Regions from separate parts of the Homo sapiens genome. Here regions 2 and 3 are each linked to region 1. Evidence: read pairs that join two places in POLR2A ChIA-PET (ENCODE). Cell type or tissue: A673. All regions are shown on one strand.

What was found. Peaks named below come from ENCODE experiments on the same cell type or tissue, not always from the same donor. Only the 100,000 strongest peaks of a DNase experiment are listed, where the experiment ranks them.
Region 2: POLR2A ChIA-PET joins it to region 1 with 7 read pairs; 7 of 35 experiments call an interaction of 5 or more read pairs at or near these places.
Region 3: POLR2A ChIA-PET joins it to region 1 with 7 read pairs; 4 of 35 experiments call an interaction of 5 or more read pairs at or near these places.

The regions. Positions count from the first base shown.
Region 1 is chr3:136,170,011-136,172,510 of GRCh38, reverse strand. The region is part of intron 1 of MSL2 (MSL complex subunit 2); the gene reads left to right. Among named protein-coding and RNA genes, the nearest start is that of MSL2, 25 kb to the left of the region's middle. In A673, no CTCF peak of the experiment used is centred here; no DNase peak of the experiment used is centred here; H3K27ac peaks cover 498 bases.
Region 2 is chr3:136,255,778-136,258,277 of GRCh38, reverse strand. It overlaps PCCB (propionyl-CoA carboxylase subunit beta), which reads right to left. Exons shown (of 15, transcript NM_000532.5): 2 at 2,303-2,422; 3 at 1,655-1,723. Among named protein-coding and RNA genes, the nearest start is that of PCCB, 6.7 kb to the right of the region's middle. In A673, no CTCF peak of the experiment used is centred here; no DNase peak of the experiment used is centred here.
Region 3 is chr3:136,099,726-136,102,225 of GRCh38, reverse strand. PPP2R3A (protein phosphatase 2 regulatory subunit B''alpha) reads right to left here. Exons shown (of 14, transcript NM_002718.5): 11 at 44-219. Among named protein-coding and RNA genes, the nearest start is that of MSL2, 95 kb to the left of the region's middle. In A673, no CTCF peak of the experiment used is centred here; no DNase peak of the experiment used is centred here.

The DNA of each region.
Region 1 (2,500 bases):
GCCTTTCATTAGAAGACACATTCTGGTGAGAAGCTTCTGCATAGGGAATAACTGGATGGGGAGTTGCTATAGGAAGGAAGGTTGAAGGTGGAAGTGAGAGAGAGGGTATAAATAACATTAGGTATAGGTAACTGGGTGGGGGGAGTATGGGAGGTATGTGAGCCAAAGCATTGGAGGGAGAGGAGGATTTACGTAGGAGGGAAGAAGAAAAGGGTACTGTATGTGTGTATGTGTTGTCGGGGAGTGAGTATGAGTATGATGAGAGGTGGAGAGAGGGAGAATACTTAAATATGTAAACCTTCTGGTAAATTTGGAAGCATGAAAAAATTGACATAAGTAGAAATATTCAAGCTTTCATTGGACTTTATTTTGTCACGTTTATAGAAAATTTCAATATACAGGCCAGGTGCGGTGGCTCACGCCTGTAATCCCAGCCCTTTGGGAGGCCAAGGTGGGTGGATCGCTTGAGCCAGGAGTTGTGGTCCCACCTACGCAGAAGGCTGAGTTAGGAGGATTGCTTGAGCCCCAGGAGGTTGAGGCTACGATGAGCCATGACACTGCACTTCATCCTAAGCGACTGGGCAACAGAGTGGGACCCTGTCTCCAAAAAAAAGAAAAAGTTTCAACATACAAAGTAGAATAAAACTCTCACATACATACCTGTTACCTCAACATGATACCTAGTGAAAATTAATTATACCCAAATGCAAGGCTTTTGATACACCCTTTATAGACCTGGCCATACGTCTTGGAATCATCAAATTTTACAGCTGTGAAAAGAACCTAGATATTTAGTTAATAGCTTTAAGAAACTGAGGGCCAAATCACTTAGGAGCACACTATTAATATATATGACATTGTTTTACTCAAAATTTGTCAGACTTGGACAGTTACAGAATTACTGATTGTAGTGGATGCCATGATGTAATACCCAAATCCCCACTTAAGGCTTAAAGAAATTCATTCTTTTAGCTAGTGGGTGTGCTGCTGAGGCTGTGAGACCTGTCTGGGAATCATCCTTGGCTGAAGAGAGCAACTCATTCATGGTCACATGCTTTCGTTGTGAGTAGTGTGCCTCCAGGTTCTGGTTCATTAAAGTACCTGGCTCCTTGGGCCCAGCATAGGACAACCCTAAGGAGTCATTCAGCTTTAGAGTTTCTTTTGGGTCATCTGAGGCCTTTTTTGTGAGTTCATCCCAGCCACTTCCTTCCTTCCTTTACAAATGATAATCCTGAGAGAAGCTCTTCATAAGTTTTCTGCACACTAACCTGTCCTAAGAGTTTGCATGCCTAGGAATCTGACTTGTAACAGTGACTAACTTTACACTTCCTTTTGATTTGAAACAGCAATGACTTGCTAAATTTTTAAAGATTTAACATGTCTCATTTTCTCATGTTTGTGAGACATACCCAGGTAAATGTTGAGTAATAATATAATGAAAGAAAATGATTACTTTTACAATGCCAAACATACAGAAAACATTCATCATTAGGACATGTTTCGGGATGGAACAGAAAGTAGAATACTTTCTCAAACATATTGAACAAATCTTGGCATATAATTGGCCTCTTTTCCCTCCCATCATTGTTAGGGTTCTGCTACCTCATTTTTACCTCCTTTTATAAATTAAAAAGGTATCCCCCTGCCAGTTTGAGATCAGGCTTGTATTCTTTTTTGGCCTGATTGGAGTTATTTAAAAATATGGACAGGCTGGGCACAGTGGCTCACGCCTGTAATCCCAGCACTTTGGGAGGCTGAGGTGGGCGGATCACGAAGTCAAGAGATCGAGACCATCCTGGCCAACATAGTGAATGTCTCTACTAAAAATACAAAAATTAGCTGGGCATGGTGACGCACGCCTGTAGTCCCAGCTACTCGGGAGGCTGAGGCAGGAGAATCGCTTGAACCCAGGAGGCAGCAGTGAGCCGAGATCACGCCACTGCACTCCAGCCTGGCGACAGAGCGAGACTCCCATCTCAAAAAAAAAAAAAAAAAAAAAAAAGGACAGAGTTTTTTTTCCTTTTGGTCATCCTGTAGAAAATGGAAAGCTGTGAAGTATATTTGAAACAAATATGGTTGGATTGAGTCTTTATGGAAAGGTCTTGTACTTCAGTCACACAGTAGAATGACTATAGTTAACAATGGTTTTTTTTTTTTGAGAGGGATTTTTGCTCTTGTCTCCCAGGCTGGAGTGCAGTAGTGTGATGTCGGCTCACTGTAGCTTCTGCCTCCTGGGCTCAAATGATTCTCCTGCCTCAGCCTCCTGAGTAGATGGGATTACAGGCATGCACCACCACGCCCAGCTAATTTTTGTATATATATATATTTTTAAGTAGAGACGGGGTTTCACCATGTTGGCCAGGCTGGTCGTGAACCCCTGACCTCAGGTGATCTGCCTGCCTCAGCCTCCCAAAGTGCTGGGATTATAGACATGAGCCACCGCCCCGCTGATTTTTTTTTTTTTAATGGAGTCTCTCTGTCGCCCAGGCTGGAGTGCAGT
Region 2 (2,500 bases), 86 kb before region 1:
CAGTCATCTCCACCTTCTCCTCACTCCCACCCTACCACATGAGCATAAGAGGTGGTCAAAAGTATCAATTCAGTGAATTCTTCCATCTGCTTAATAGTGGTGAGTGAACATCATGTCCAGAAAACATCTTTGTTCTATCTCTCTTTTCAATGGTTCCTTCTGTACAAGTTTTTCTCAGCTCTCATAAATTGCACAAAACAAATGTGATTCCTTCTATTTCGGCATTTGGTAGACCAATTTATAACAGTTTTAAAACATTTCAAAGGTAATTTAATTGGTAAATGCATACTAACTACGACAGATTTTAAATTAACCAAGTATAACTATTTTATTATTTTTTTGTTTGAGATGGAGTCTCACTCTGCCACCCAGGCTCGAGTGCAGTGGCGCAAACTCGGCTCACTGCAACCTCCGCCTCCCAGGTTCAAGCGATTCTCCTGCCTCAGCCTCCCAAGTAGCTGGGATTACAGGCACCCACAACACCCAGCTAATTTTTGTGTTTTTAGTAGAGATGGAGTTTCGCCATGTTGGCCAGCTGGTCTCAAACTCCTGACCTCAGGTGATCCACCCATCTCAGCCTCCCAAAGTACTGGGACTACAGGCATGAGCCACCACGCCTAGCCAATTTTAATATCAAACTTTAGGTCTGTAAAAAGACCTAAGCATTTTAAATTATATACATATTTCCACCTCTGGAGAGAAAAAAGTCAAATCCAAAATAGTACACAACATATTCTGTGTTAGTTTTCTATTACCGCTATAACAAATTAATATAAATTCAGTGCCTTGAAACAACACAAATGTATTATCTTATAGTTCTATAATTTAGAAGCGCTACACAGGATTGACTGGGCTAAAATTAAGGTTGGCAGGACTGTGCTCCCTTCTGGAGGCTCCAGGGGAAAATGTGTTTTCTTGCCTTTACCAGCTCCTAGAGACCATGGGCACTCCTTTGCTGATGGTCCCCTTCTCCCATCTTCAAAGCCAGGTACTGCAGATCATGTCCTTCTCATATCACATCCTTATAAGCTCCTCTTCTACCTCCCTCTTCCACTTTTAAGGACCCTGTGATTATATTGGGCCCACCTGGATAAATCAGGCTACTCTCCCTATTGCAAGGCCAGCTGATTAACAACCTTCATTCCCTTTTGCGTGTAAAATAACATATTGATAGCTTTGGCTATGTGTGTGAACAAACTGTATCTGTCTTGATGCACCCTGATAAAATTTTCTGAACATATTCATGAAAGCCCAAAGCTCAGGGGGACTCTGGTTCTGAGAGTCAAGTCCCCTTTGCGAGGCTGCACCCACTGCACTCTCTCTAGTCCACATACACTGCCCAGGACACAGATGCCCTACAGGCACACACCCAACCCAGCTAAGAGGAATCTCATTCACTTGGAATAAATTCCTGGTTCTTGGGATACCTTTGTACAAGGCTAGTGCCCTGTGATCCCCCCCAAAACAGACTAAGGACTCTTCCTAAGTAAAAAACACACAATATTCTGGAAACACGCACTGAAAAGCAAAGCAAATCCCTCATTTTCCCCAAACTACAAGCAAGTTTTCATTCCCCAAGATTGGCTTCTTTCACATATTTTCCTCTTGGCTCTGCCCTCCAAGAAAAGTTCAGACTATTGGAGTTATGAAATACCTGACTGAAGACATAAACCAATCTTCCATTGATTCGGCCTCGTCCAGTGACCACGCTGTCTCCAGGAAACTACCAGAAAAATGCAAAAATAAAGGTTAAAAAATCCAAATACTTCTTCTAATGAGTTTGGCCACTATGCCTCAATGAAAGACAAAAACAAAACCCAAATTCCTAAAACGTCAATATGAACAAGGAACATGAAGGAATCCCACCCCACTTTCCCAGCTCTACAACAGCAAGCACAGGGCTACTACTTCATCAATAGGAGTGAATGGCACTGTCATCTTAGGCCTTATGTACCCTCCTAAAAGCAAAACAATCAAGACCCAGGGCCACCACTTCTCTATGCTTACATGAAGGAGGACGTATAAAGAAACACAAGGCAGGGTACGGTCGCTCACGCCTGTAGTCCCAACACTTTGGGAGTCCGAGGTGGGTGGATTGCTTGAAGCCAGGAGTTCAAGGCCAGCCTGACCAACATGGCGAAAGCCCATCTCTACTAAAAATACAAAAATTATCTGGGCTTGATGTCTGCAGTGCCTCTGCAGAGGACTTCAGATAAAAGCCTTATAGATTTATTATTATTCTAGTGGGTAGGCCAGCTGAGCCACACCTAAAAAGTGTTCACACCACCATTTGAACAAATACCTTATTCTTATCAGCAGCCATTCCAAAATCTGCACATCTGTGTTCCACAAACATGTCGCTCTCAACAAAGCTGCCAGGGTCCAGCAAGAGACTGATCCTCTCCCTGGCTGTTAGCTTTCCCTACAATGGAACAAAGATCACTCAGTGATGTCATCACAGACAATTTAGTAAGCAAAGCAAGGGCTGTTCATGGGAGGG
Region 3 (2,500 bases), 70 kb after region 1:
ATACATAGGTGAACAGTGCATCTGTCCCATTGCTTGGTCTCACCATCAACAGCTGGCTTCACTAGGTCAAGCATCTGGCACAGTAAATCATGGAATGGCAAGGGCTCAATTCCCATGGCTTCCATCCGTTCACACTGCTCCTCATAGAAGTACTCCAGCTCATACATGGAGAGTACACCGTCTCCATCCACATCCATGCAGCGGAACCAATACTCAATGCTAGATGATAAGGACAATCATTATCATGGGCCTGGTAAAGACCTTTTATTTATCCAGATTTAGTATGTTTCTTTTAAAGTAAAAGTTACATATTACATACACTTCAGGCTTAGATATAGTTTTACAAAGTTTGTTAGAGAAAATGGCGGACCCCTTCTTCCCTTTATTTTTCCACCCAGAATCAACCGTGTTCAACCCCATTTTGCTTTTTACCTTCCTATTTTCAGATAACACGTCTATATCGCTCCTTTCTTGTATTTATTTTCAGAACTATTATTAGAGGCTGGGCACGGTGGCTCATGCCTGTAATCCCAGCACTTTGGGAGACTGAGGTGGGCAGATCACTTCAGGTCAGGAGTTTGAGATCAGCCTGGCCAACATGGTGAAACCCTATCTCTACTAAAAATACAAAAAACTAGCTGCGCATGGTGGTGCATGCCTGTAATCTCAGCTACTTGGGCGGCTGAGGTGGGAGGATTGTTTGAACCTGGGAGGTGGAGGGTGCAGTGAGCCAAGACTGCGCTGCTGCACTCCAGCCTGGGTGAAAGAACGAGACTCCCGCCTCAAGATAAAAACCAACTAAACAACCAACCAACCAAACAAAAAGTAGATTTCACATTATGAAAGTTGAACTTTAGTTCTTCTGTAATTTGTCACCACTTTACCTACACGCCCTTCTCATCCTCTTAACACAGTTAACTTGCTCAACATTCAGAATTTATAATTTTATATTTTTCTTTTATCTATTTGCTTAGTTTTCTGTGTACTTGCTACTAATTCAACCCCCAAATTCTGCCAGTTGTCTAAATCCACACTCAGTTCCATGAGGTGCTCTGTCAATTGCATGTTCTTGATGAAGTCTTCCTTGGTTGCTTCTGACCTACTCTAATCTGGGCTGCTTAGTCTCTAGGCCTCGCTCAGTTTCATCCAGGGATTCCTTTCGCCTTTCTCCTAATTCTTGTTTCTTGCATTTTCCTCATTCTTTGTTTCCTCATTATTTTGTTACTCTGCGCATTCTCTAGTAGCTTCTTGAATGAAAGAGCATGGCAGGTACATTTTTTGAGATCTTGGGTCTTTGAAAATGCCTTTTTTCTACCCTCTAATATGGTTGGTATTTTGGCTAGTTATAGAATTAGAGGTTTGTGGTGTTTTGCCTTCAGATTTTTTGTTTTAACTTTAGAGATGGGGTCTCACTCTGCTGCCCAGGCTGGAGTAGAGGCACAACATGGCTCACTGCAGCCTTGAACTCCTGGCCTCAAGCAATCTTCCCAAGTAGCTGGAACTACAGGTGCATGCCACGATGCCTAGCTAAATTTTTTTTTCAGATGGCATCTCACTCTATCACTCTATTGCCCAGGCTGGAGTGCAGTGGTGTGATCTTGGCACCGCAACCTCTGCCTCCCGGGTTCAAGTGATTCTTCTGCCTCAGCCTCCTAAGTAGCTGGGATGACAGGTGCCTGCCGCCATGCTCAACTAATTTTTTTTTTTTTTTTAAGGAGAGACGGGGTTTCACCATATTGACCAGGCTGGTCTCGAATTTCTGACCTCAGGTGATCTGCCCGCCTAGGCCTCCCAAAGTGCTGGGATTACAGGCGTGAGCCACGGCGCCTAGCCTGGCTAATTTTTAATAATAATAATAATAAAAGTTCTTTTTTTTTTGGTAGAGACAGGGTCTCACTATATTGCCCACACTGGTCTCGAACTCCTGGCCTCAAGGGATCCTCCTGTCTTGGCCTCCCAAAGTGCTGGAATTTTAGTTGTGAGCTCCTGCGCCTGGCCTTTTCCCTCATACTTTAAAAAGTATTGATCCATTGTTTATCCAGTATTGATGAGAAGTCTAAAGCTTTATTGGTATCTATTCCTTTGACTGTAACCCATTTTGTTTTTTGCCTCTTAGAAGCCCGCAGAGGTTTCTCTGAGTCCTTAGTAGTTTGAAATATCATGATGGCCTTGGTTGAGATCTAGCTCATCTATTTGGCTGGGCTTTTCTGAGAGCCTATTCAGTTTGGAAACTGAATCCTTCAGTCCTTGAAAATGTTTGTATCTCTCTTCCCTGCCCTTTCCCTCCTTCTCTTTTTTTTTTTTTTTTAAGAACTGTTATTGAGATCTACATAGCCCAGTAATGGTATAGCTACTAGCCGCATGTGGCCTTTTGAGCATCTGAAATGTGGCTAATCAAATTTGAGATGTTTTCTCAGTGCAAATACAAAACAGATATACAACAAAATTAATTTTACCTATTTTTAAATTTTTCCATTGTGGCTAAATTTTAAAATTACCT